Regions from separate parts of the Homo sapiens genome. Here regions 1, 2 and 3 are each linked to region 4. A link is a contact called in ENCODE Hi-C or POLR2A ChIA-PET data. All regions are on one chromosome and are shown on one strand. The core of a region is the stretch at or near the end of the contact, and the rest is flanking DNA. Distances in the headings are between cores, read along the strand shown.

Region 1 (2,700 bases), core at 180-2,679, 320 kb before region 4:
AAACAAAAAAACAGGCTGGACGCAGTGGCTCACACCTGTAATCCCAGCACTTTGGGAGGCCGAGGCAGGCGAATCACTTGAGGTCAGGGGTTCGAGACCAGCCTGGCCAACATGACGAAACCCTGTCTCTACCAAAAACACACAAAAATCAGCCGGGCGTGGTGGTGGGTGCCTGTAATCCCAGCTACTCGGGAGGCTGAGGCAGGAGAATCGCTTGAACCCGGGAGGCAGGAGGTTGCAGTGAGCCGAGATCGCGTCACTGCACTCCAGCCTGGGCGACAGAGCAAGACTCTATCAACAACAACAACAAACAGCAGTTACAAACTAGGCTTGGGAGTGTTCACCCTGGCTTAGCCACTGCATGACCTTGGGTAAGTTACTTTACCTCTCTAAAGCTCAGCTTCCACATCTGTAAAATGGCAATGGTAGCATCTATTTCCTTAGGTTGTACAAATTAAGTAAAACAAGACATGTAAAGCAATCAGAACAATGCCCGTACGTAGAAAGAGCTTAGCAAATTTCACAATTTTTACTGCTTTAGAGGAATTACCACTGTTGGTTCTGTCTCTAAATCCAAAGACTTCGCCATGGTATTCTCTCTGAACAGAGGCCTTGCCAGCCGGAGTCCCCTCAGAAAGATCAACAGGTCGCTCCTTTTCTCCTTACCAGGGCCAGCCCAGAAACCTAAAGTCCTCAACCTAAAGATGGCCAAGAGGACTTGGCCTTTGGTGTTCTACCATCACAAGCGATGCCACTCTGAGCCCAACCGAACCACACTATTTCCGCCTTGATTCCGTTCTCCCGGCCTTCAGCGGCGCAAGCTGCCCTCGGCCTGGCTGCCCATGCTTACCGGCCTAGTGCTGGCTCGCCTGACGTCCCCTCACTAGAGGACTCCACCTCGCTACGTAGGTAGGACTTCCCTGAGTTCAGGGGAGCCACTGAATCTAGTCAAGACACGCGTTGGCCAAACACAACCCAGGAGAAAGCTACCTTAGCGCCGCCCAGGCCTGCCGCCGGGAGCCCGTCCCCCAGCCCCAGTCTGGGCGCAGGACAGAGAGTAGGCCCCTTTCTACCTCCCAGGAACACGTGGGCTCCTGCCCGAGGCCACCATGTGGGGGGCTCCAGGCGTGCCAAGGTGTCCCCGAAACCAGCACCAAAGGACTGCTTCCAGCACGGGCCCTAGCTCGGCCCAAAACTGGCAAGAGGGGCACTCCCGGCCTGACTTTTCCCCTCAGACCTAGCTAGAGGGGATGCAGACATCTTCCGCAGACCGGAGACAGGCTCTCGCCAAATCCCAGGCCCCGACACTCCCTGAGCCCAAGAACCCTACTGCGTGGTTTCCTCACTCACCCATCGCGGGTCCGCTCGCTCACTCTTGGCGGCGGAGGCAACGGCGGCAGCTTCAGCGGCAGCTTTCAGTAGACAATATGGCGGATCTGTAGGACGGCAGCCCGAAAGGGACAAACCAGTTAACTCCAGGACGAAACGCTTTATTGGCCCAATCGCCTATCATTACACCGAAAGTGCGCACTTAAAGAGACCGCAGCTACTAAAGGTGGGGAGTGGAAATGAAATAGGAAAGGAGTGGTTGGGAGGAGACTGGAAGGGATACCTAAGAAAGTTAAGTGTGTCTAGGAGTTCCCAGCTGTTTCTGCTACTATTTCTTTTTTATAGTGAGATTTCTTTACCCGGAACTTTTTCTCCCAGAAGCTTATCCCTCCTTTTTTTTTTTTTTTTTTTTTTTTTTTTTTTGAGACGCAGTCTCGCTCTTGTCCCCCCAGGCTGGAGTGCGATGGCGCGATCTCGGCTCACTGCACACTCTGCCTCCCGAGTTCAAGCGATTCTCCTGCCTCGGCCCCCCGAGTAGCTGGGATTACAGGCGCCTGCCACCACGCCTGGCTAATTTTTGTATTTTTACTAGAGACGGTGTTTCAACCATGTTGGCTAGGCTGGTCTTGAACTCCTTACCTCAGGTGATCCGCCCGCCCCCAAAGTGCTGGGATTACAGGCTTGAGCCACCGCTCCGGGCCAGTTTATCCCTTCTTCTAATAGTTGAAACCAATCGGCTGGGCGCTGTGGCTCACGCCTGTAATCCCAGCACTTTGGGTAGGCCGAGGCGGGCGGATCACCTGAGATCAGGAGTTCGAGACCAGCCTGCCCATGGTCTCTACTAAAAATACAAAAATTAGCTGGGTGTGGTGGCGCATGCCTGTAATCTACTTGGGAGGCTGAGGCAGGAGAATTGCTTTAACCCGGGAGGCAGAGGTTGCAGTGAGCCGAGATTGTGCCACTGCATTCCAGCCTGGGAGACAAGAGCAAAACTCCGTCTCTAAAAACAAAAACAGCAATCATAGACCTTGGGCTGAATATGAACAACGAATCATCTAGAGAGGGGAAGTGCCTTGCTCAATGAGGCTATGGAGAGAAGGAAACAAAGAAGTAAGACTAAACTCAGGTTTTCTGATTAGGCCTACGTAGGTAGCCCTAGTTGAGGTTGCAATCTTATTGGGAGATGAGAAATAGAAAAATAGGGCTGGGTGTGGTGGTTCACGCTTGTCTATAATCCTAACACTTTGGGAAGCTGAGGCCAGAGAATCACTTGAGGCCAGGAGCTCAAGACCAGACTGGGCAACACAGTGAGACCCCATCTCCACAAAAAATAAATTAAAAGAAAAAAATTAGCCAGGCATGGTAATGAGC
Region 2 (2,700 bases), core at 53-2,552, 380 kb after region 4:
GTAAATCTCTAGACCCTCAGCTCTCCCCTACACCCCCTCCTCTCTCTCTCTCTCTCTCTCACACACACACACACACACACACACACACACACAACCCGTCAGGGACAAAGGAAAGCGAGTCCCGAGATTCAGCAGCCGCTGCAGCCCCTTCTCCCTCTCAGGGCCTCTTTGTGTGGGGCCAGAGGGGGAGGGGGCTGCCTGAATGAACCTCAGATTTAATGAGGGGAAGAGGAAAGGAGAGGGGGGCTGGGGAAAGGGAAGGGAGAACGGGCCTCCCAGCCGGGGTCTTGCTGGAGCCCCTCCCCTCTGCGGCTGCAGCTACAGAACAGAGGTTGGCCTCCCCACAGGTCCCGAACCCGCGACCGGGCACTCCCCGCGCACACCCGAACCTCCCTCGATTCCTGCTCTCCCAACCCAGAGTTCCGCCCGGTGGTCCGTGACGACCCGCACCCGCCTCACTCGAGGGCAGCTAAGAAAGTCCGGGGCTCCCTCCGCTCCCATCCCAGTCTCCGCGCTGGGGCCCAGATGATCCGGGGCGAGCTGGGGAAGTGCCTGAGAGGCAGCGCGAGCCAGACTGAGGACGGTAAAGGGACCGCAGAGAGACTGAGGGACGGACGGGCGGACGGGCAGACGGACAGAAGACAGCAGACGGACAAAGACAGTCGGACGAACGACGGACACAGACAGGAACCAGACAAATACGAACGGACAGGCGGAGCCCGAGCGACAGGAACAGGCGGACTGGCAGGCGGCCAGAGGGGTAGGGCAGGGCACTCGCCAGGAGGGACGGGGCCCGGGCGACCTACACAGAGAACCAGGGCGTCCGGGACGGGGACAGAGGCCACCCCGAGGACCGCCCCAAGTGGGGCGACGAGGGCCCACAGAGCTGCCCCGACCCCGGGCTCCAGGCTTAGTCTCTCCAGGTCCCAGGAGGGCGCCCGCCGAGGGCACTCCCCTCCTGCCCGCGGAAACCCGAGCCGGGACCGCAGCTGCCCGGCGCCTGCCGGCCAGGACTGAGCAGGGGGACGGGGGCAGCGGGATCCGGGTGCCGAGTGAAGGTCCAGGAGGGCGAGCAGGCGGGGCACCGGCCCAGAAAGACAAGTTTGCAGGAAGGAAAAAGAAGAAACTACTCGGAGCAGAACAGAAGAAAGTGAGGGCCCGCAGCAGGAACGGGCGGCGCGCGCGGGCGGGCGCCGGGGTCGGGACTCACGCAGCTGAGCAGGGAGCAGGCTCCCAGGCAGGCCCCCATGGCGGCGGCTCCCGGCTTCGGGCGCCCGGCGCCGGGCGCGGGGCGCGGACCTCGGGATCCGGGTGCCGGGCCTGGCCCCTCCCCGGCCCCGGCCCCGCCCCGGCCCCGCCCCACCTACCGAAGCCGCTCGACGCTTTCCGGCGGCGCTCGGGGCCTCCCCAGACTCACCTGGGGCAGGTGCGCCAGGAGGGACCCTAGGGAAGGGGCCGGTCGGGGATTCCCGCGGCCACGCGAGCGGCGCAACCTGACCCAATCGTGGCCCGGGCTCGCATCCTGCTCCAAAGTGAGCGTTCGGAAATCGACCTCGGTTTGAGCCCGTGTGACCCCAGGACACTGTCACCCTTGGGAACAGAAGCCAAGAGGTGGTCACCGCTGACTCCTCAGTGCTTGGCGCAGGGCCTCTGCTCAATACGTAGATGCTGAGGTTGAATGCTGAATGACTGGATAAAGAAACTTCGGCAAGTCACTGCACCTCTATGAGCCTCAGTTTCCCGGTCTGTAAAGTGAGGATACATACCTCACAGGGTGGTTACAACACATGGTAGGTGCTTGACAAATGTAAGCCCCCATCGTCACTGTTTTCTTCTTCCTTTTTAAGAGACAGGGTCTTGCTCTGTCACCCAGGCTGGAGTGCAGTGGTGCAAACATAGCTCACTGCAGCCTCGACCTCCTGGGCTCAAGTGATCCTCCTGCTTCAGGCTCCTGAGTAGCTGGGACTACAGGTGCATGCCACCATGCCCACCTACTGCTTCTTCTAAGACCCCAGCCTCTCACTCTAAACCCATCCTCCCTTCTCTCCATCTGTTCTTCAAACTCCACTGACTCCCAACAGCCTGCTGGGAGCTACACACTCCCTACAGCCACCCCTGCTTGGTGGCTTATCACTCCCTAGGGATGCCCAAACTGGTCCCTAGCTAAGGAGGTCAGAAGGTGGGGAGGGGCGGCCACATTCCTGACAGATGGCTTTCCAGGGGTAGGTGTGAGAGACCCAGAAGTAGGGCTCTGTAATTAGTCTCCCTTCACCCTTAGCCCTGTCCTCAGCCACCTCTGGACAAGATAATGTTAGGGAAAGAAGTCTCTGTGCCTCGAAGCTGGCCCCAGGGCCAAAGAGCTGGTTGACTGCATCCTTGGCTGATTCACTGGGCGCCAGGCTTAGCCATTAATTGCACCAGGACTGTTCCACAAACACACCCTATACTTTTCCTCCTCCGCACTTTTGCCCACACAATGCCCTCCTCTTTTTTTTTTTTTTTTTTTTTTTTTTTGAGACAGGGTCTCACTCTGTCACCCAGGCTGGAACACAGTGGCCCAATCATGGCTCACTGCAGCTTCAACCTCCTGGACCCAAGTGATCCTCCCACCTCAGCCTCCCAAGTAGCTGTGACCACCAGTGTGTACTACCACACCCAGCTAATTTTTTAAAAATTTTGTGTAGAGATGAGGTCTCCTTA
Region 3 (2,700 bases), core at 159-2,658, 300 kb after region 4:
CCATGTTGGCGAGGCTGGTCTCAAACTCCTGTCCTCACGTGATCCACCCACCTCAGCCTCCCAAAGTGCTGGAATTACAGGCATGAGCCACCACCCCCAAAAAAATTCAGACCAGGTGTGGTGGCTCACACCTGTAATCCCAGCACTTTGGCAGGCTGAGGTGGGCTGATCACGAGGTCAGGAGATAGAGACCATCCTGGCTAACACGGTGAAACCCTGTCTTTACTAAAAATACAAAAAAATTAGCCAGGCATGGTGGCAGGCGCCTGTAGTCCCAGCTACTCGGGAAGCTGAGGCAGGAGAATCGCTTGAACCCAGGAGGCAGAGCTTGCAGTGAGCCGAGATCCTGCCACTGCACTCCAGCCTGGGCGACAGAGTGAGACTCCTTCCCAAAAAAAAAAAAAAATCTGTTGATGGGTGGTGGTGATGGGTGCATAACAACATGAATGTGCTTAATACCACCTAGTAATATACTCAAAAAGGGTTAAAATGGTAAATTTTATGTTATGTATATTTTGCCACAATAAAAAACAAAATACTCATCCACTTGGGGCTGCTGAGCAGAGACAAGATCTTACTGAGGACAGCCTACCAGTGACTTGCTGCCTCTGCCTGCTGGACTGTTGGGTTCTTCTTCCCCAACACCAGCCTCAGCTGTTGGTGGCAGCAGAAAGGGGTTGGGGGAGCCCCATTCCCCATGGATCAAGCCCATCATGCCATCAAGAATTTGAATTTGGTGGCTTCCCACCCCATGGTTCAAAATCTCTTGGGATCCCAGATCCAGCAAATCTAATTGCAAATGTTTTGGGGTCAACCAAATAGGGACTGACTCTCCCTCAGTACCAGACCTTACTTTGTTTTCAATTCCAATGAACCAGAAATCATGAGGCACTTAGAGCCTTTTATTCCCTACTAATTACAATGCAAACTGCTACCCACATTTTCTTGCTTTTGTCTGAGGGTGGGATCCGTCAGTTATCAGAGCTGATGTGTAATCAGTCTGTTTGGCAATAGGAGCCAACAGGGATTCATTACCCACCACCCACAGCCAACCCCCTACACTGCAGCAACCAGGAAGCTGGGGAAGATGAGAGTATGGTCACCCCCTTTTCATTGTTTCATTCAGGGTAGAAATTCAGGGCCTACGGGGACATTGCAAATTCCTTTAACCTGGACAGCGATGCTGATGTGCAAGTTCCTAGAAAGCAGCATGGACATTAACAGAACATTAAGCAAGCATGATGACTAAACCAAAGGGAGTTGACGCAGAGCATTTCAACACCACGTAATTAATTACCCAGCAGAAAGACATTTCAGCAAAGGGCCTGGGGACCACATGATTCTACTTCCTCATCATAGATCTGCAACTGACTTCACAGATGGTGTGTAGCAGCCGTTGCGTGAGGTGTTTAAGAATAATCACCATGTTTTAATTCCATCTGCTTCCCCTGGGGAGAGAAATTCTTACTTGACAGTGAAGCTGAGGGAAGAGAGAGACCCTCTGATATTGTTTTATACTCAGTACCCGTTTTAAGAAAAAACGACAAGGAAGTAAAACCAAAGACAGGCAGCCCGGCGCCAGGCCAAAAACCAGGCCTGGGCCTGCCTGGCCTAAACCCAGTAGTTAAAAATCAACTCATAACTTAGAAACCGATGTTATTCATAGATTCTAGACATCATATAGAAGAACATTGTGAAACTCCCTGCCCTGTTCTGTTTCTCTCTGACCACCAGTGCATGTGGCCCCTGTCATGTACTGCCTGCTTGCTCAAATCAATCACGACCCTTTCATGTGAAATCTTTAGTGTTGTGAGCCCTTAAAAGGGACAGAAATTGTGCATTCGGGGAGCTCAGATTTTAAGGCAGTAGCTTGCCGATGCTCCCAGCTGAATAAAGCCCTTCCTTCTACAACTCGGTGTCTGAGAGGCTTTGTCTGCAGCTTGTGCTGCTACAAAGCCACACAGTACAAGGCAGTCTAGATTATCTTCCCCATTTGCTTCTGACAGTGTGAAGGTTGACACTGAGTTTGCCACTCTCCAGGGCAAATATCTTTAGTTCGTTTCACAAATGGGTTGACCGAGGTCCAGAGATTGTGGGTTGTGCCCAAGATCACAAGCTCAAATTCATGTGCGATGGATAGAGAGCAAGGGTTGCCTTGGAATCTGATTAACACCCTGTGGCTACTCCCAACTGGGGTGAGGGAATCTCCCCACACTCAGTACCCAGTCCTGATTAGGGTTAGAGTAGCATTAGTGGTCCTATGGGCAGGAGTCCTTCCTTTCTCCCTTATTCCCCACAGGAAAAATTTTTAATTGATAAGTATCATTGCCATGCATGCATTTGTATTTCTACCACCTATGTATGTATCCATAGACAATATAAAGTATTATTTTGTGTGTTCTTAAAAATTTAAAATAAATAGTATCATACCATATCATTTTGCAACCTGCTTCTTTTTTCAGTATTTAGTGTGTTTTAAGTTTATCCTTATTGGTTCATGTAACTCTACTTAAATTATTTCAAATACTATAAAGTAGTCCACTGTTTGAATAAACCTCAGGTTATCTACCCATTTTTTTGTGCATTATATGTATTATATAGTGAATTCTTACAATAACATAAGCTAGAGAAAAGAAAATGTTATTAAGAAAATCACAAGGAAGATAATATATATTTACTGTTTATTAAGAGGAAGTGGGG
Region 4 (2,700 bases), core at 178-2,677:
TGCATCTGCGGACTGATGGGGGAACCAGCTGCCAGGGCCAACCAACCCAGCGTGGGGAAAGGGGCCTGGCTTCCAGGAGAGAACCTCTCTAGAACCCCACCCTTCGCCCCGGGGCCAGAAGGGCCCTACCCGCTCTTTGCTCACCCCTTCGCAAAGTCCACCCATGTACAGGCCTCACCCTGGCCCCTGCTGGACTGGAAGGGGTGGGGCGATGGTCGGTTGGGGGAGCCCTTCTTCTCTGCCCCATGAGCTCTGCGGCTGCCCTACCCGCGGACGACAGCAGAGGGGGCCCTCGGCCTTGGGATGGAGGTCGGGGCTGGCAGGACCGGAGTCAAAGCGGGGGGTGGGGCGAGGTGCGGGAACTTAGCGCAAGGAGTTGGAAGCGGGGGCGGGGTAGGATGCGGGTGGGGTGCGGGTGAGGGGTAGGGAGAGGGGGCTGGACAGTTGAACCGGGAGAGGGAGCGGGGCTCCTTCGGGAACTTTTCCGGCTCGAAATGGCCTGGGAGCGCCGCAGCCTCCGCGCTCTATGCAAATGACGCAAATTACTATGCAAACCTACAGCTTGGTTCTGAGCCCACAGTTTGGGTGGTTTTCCTAATGCAGTTGGTATGGAGGGAAACGGGTGTGCACTCCCTCCCCTCCAGGTCCAGGGCTTCCTCCGGAGAGCCGCCAGAGCCGCTCTCCTGGAACACGCAGGCAAGAGCGAGCTCTGTACCCTGGGCAGGGATTTCCTTTGGGAGCTTCAGTTTTCCCTTCTGTAAATGGGGGTGATAACGCGGCTCTGTAACAGCTCGCCCGTGGAAGGGCTGTAGGTGGGCCCCGAAATCCTGCAGCCTGCTAAACATGACACCCTCCCCCACCCCCGCCACCTTTTGGCCCCAGTCCACGAGCCCCTTGCCCCTCTCTCTCTCGGCAGAAGCCTGGAGCGAGGATTAGGCATGACGTTGCTAGGGGGCGTGACTGACGGTTGCTAGGCTCCAGGGACGTTGCTATGCAACGCTGGGCGGGGCTTGTTGTTGCTAGGCCGGAGCCGGAATCGCCCGGGACCCGGAAGGGACACCTCGCGCCCTGGGTTTTAGTGGAAGGCGCCCCAGGCTACCAGGGATCGCGACACTGCTCTCCCGGTGACTTTCTTCGGGCCTGAGCTTCCCCCGGCTGGACGCAGTTTCTGAGGGTCCTTCCGGTTCACACTCTGCCACTCCGTGATCCTCTTGGCTCCGGAGTGAAGAACCCTGCGTCTTTGTGCACGTGTCTGTGCGCCTGCCTGTGAGGGGGGTGGGGGTGCAGAGCGGGTATCGCTTTTGGATTTCCATAGCAACTGCTCCTGTGTCACCCCATTGCTCCCAAAGGTTTGAGCGGTTGCTTGTACAAATTTACATATATCTGCATGTCATTAACATAGAGGCGGGGCCGGAACTTGTTTGGGCAACTATCCCTGGACGGTTCTCTTTGCTTCTTCCTCATCCCGTCTGATAGGCATGTGGGCTGCGCATGCGTGAGTGTTTAGCCTGTCCATGTTCTCAGATGTGGGGTGGATGAGTGAGCTGTGACAGTGACCATCAGTTCCCTTTCCCCACGTCCCCTTATTGAACCCTTAGCATGAATCCATCCAGATATCCCTGACTGAAGACACCCAGCTTCCCAAGCAATGCCAGGCCTTGTTGGCACTCCAATTCCTTTTCTGGCTGTGTGGCCTTGACAAGTTTAGTTACCCTCTCTGTGGCTCAGTTTTCTTCTCTGTAAACAGGGATACTAATCTCTAACTTACCAGGTGATGGGAGGGTTTAACTGGTTGCCACTTTTACACACACTAATTGCTGCTTTCTGGCCTACAGTAGGCACTCAGTGGTGCTCCCTTCCTCCCTCCCTGGAGCCCAACTCTTCTCAGAACCCAACCAAAGCAAATCAACTTCAGTTGCCGCTTAAGACATGACAACTAGACACCAGAAGAACTTCCAGATGTCAGGGCAGACTGGATTTGATGCACAGGATGAGGACTATTGTTTTCTCTATTTGTCCTTCTTGGAAGCTGGAGGTCAGGTTGGTGAGTGTGGACCCTCCTACCGCCTCCCCCTTATACCCTTGTCTCTCTCAGGGAGCCCACTGGTTTCCAGAAAACTTGCTTTCTTGTCCCAAAGGCCTGGAGCCTGAGACGGCTGTAGCAGTGACAGCTGAGCTTGGGAGGCCCGAAGACCAGGGCAGAGCAGGTGGTGGCTAAGGAAGTACCTTCCAGGACTGAGGTGTTTGGGATGGAGCAGGACTGGGATGGAAGGGAGACTGAGAGCAGAAACTGCTTGGAGAGCCACATGTCTGTTCCTTTACCAGAGAGGACTGGGGAACCCTGGGGCCACCCCCTTGCCCTTTCTGAGCCTCAGTTTCCCTGTTGTAGGCAGTAAGGACTCCTCTGTTTCAACTTGTGTGGGGGGTAATAAGTCAGCTCAGTATGGAGAACCTTCTCGTTGCTGCAGCTATGTAACAGTGCCATGGAGGGAGTTCCCTGTTCTTTGCACTGTGCAAGCAGAAGCCGAGAGGGACCCCTTAAGTGTGCTGGATAGGAGCAGCAGAATTCCTGGAGGCTCTTGTTCATTTAAAAACTGGGGTTGGCTCCTATCCTGTGTGGAGGAAGATTGTTGGTGATGGACAGGGATGTAAGAACTGGGTTCCAAGGGGTTGAGTGGCTTCCTGGAGGAGGTAGGACTG

The links. A loop is a pair of places that touch in the nucleus more often than their neighbours do. ChIA-PET counts read pairs that join two places held with the same protein, here RNA polymerase II (POLR2A). Pooled maps may share reads with other maps.
Region 1: a loop to region 4 is called in a pooled map, with 4 times the contacts of the local background. The contact joins the promoter of KPNA6 here to the enhancer-like site in region 4. A Hi-C loop is called at or near these places in 6 of 50 pooled maps. POLR2A ChIA-PET finds 5 or more read pairs at or near these places in 2 of 52 experiments (Caco-2 and PC-9).
Region 2: a pooled map shows a loop between it and region 4 (2.3-fold over the local background). The contact joins the promoter of SERINC2 here to the enhancer-like site in region 4. A Hi-C loop is called at or near these places in 1 of 168 maps with a recorded cell type or tissue (OCI-LY7), 21 of 37 single-sample maps with no recorded cell type and 11 of 50 pooled maps.
Region 3: a loop to region 4 is called in a map of CD14-positive monocyte, with 5 times the contacts of the local background. The contact joins two enhancer-like sites. A Hi-C loop is called at or near these places in 1 of 168 maps with a recorded cell type or tissue (CD14-positive monocyte), 1 of 37 single-sample maps with no recorded cell type and 4 of 50 pooled maps.

Annotation. Positions count from the first base shown.
Region 1 is chr1:32,106,785-32,109,484 of GRCh38, reverse strand. It overlaps KPNA6 (karyopherin subunit alpha 6), which reads right to left and starts at 1,429. Exons shown (of 14, transcript NM_012316.5): 1 at 1,351-1,429. The coding sequence starts at 1,354. RefSeq lists enhancers at 699-1,216, 1,174-1,603, 1,217-1,735.
Region 2 is chr1:31,411,815-31,414,514 of GRCh38, reverse strand. SERINC2 (serine incorporator 2) reads right to left here and starts at 1,302. Exons shown (of 10, transcript NM_178865.5): 1 at 1,211-1,302. The coding sequence starts at 1,249. RefSeq lists silencers at 1,278-1,337, 1,418-1,487 and an enhancer at 1,054-1,554.
Region 3 is chr1:31,482,124-31,484,823 of GRCh38, reverse strand. It overlaps LOC105379772 (a long non-coding RNA gene), which reads right to left. Exons shown (of 3, transcript XR_001737618.2): 3 at 2,668-2,700. Among named protein-coding and RNA genes, the nearest start is that of LINC01226, 35 kb to the left of the region's middle. RefSeq lists a silencer at 497-675 and an enhancer at 1,340-1,649. Within about 2 kb of position 1,408, at least 13 of the 41 ENCODE cell types and tissues checked have a DNase peak (open chromatin) inside an H3K27ac peak, as active enhancers do; they include CD14-positive monocyte, where a contact is called at or near this core.
Region 4 is chr1:31,786,963-31,789,662 of GRCh38, reverse strand. No RefSeq gene overlaps it. Among named protein-coding and RNA genes, the nearest start is that of ADGRB2, 24 kb to the right of the region's middle. RefSeq lists silencers at 271-560, 891-940 and an enhancer at 726-1,501. Within about 2 kb of position 1,427, at least 40 of the 41 ENCODE cell types and tissues checked have a DNase peak (open chromatin) inside an H3K27ac peak, as active enhancers do; they include CD14-positive monocyte, OCI-LY7 and PC-9, where a contact is called at or near this core.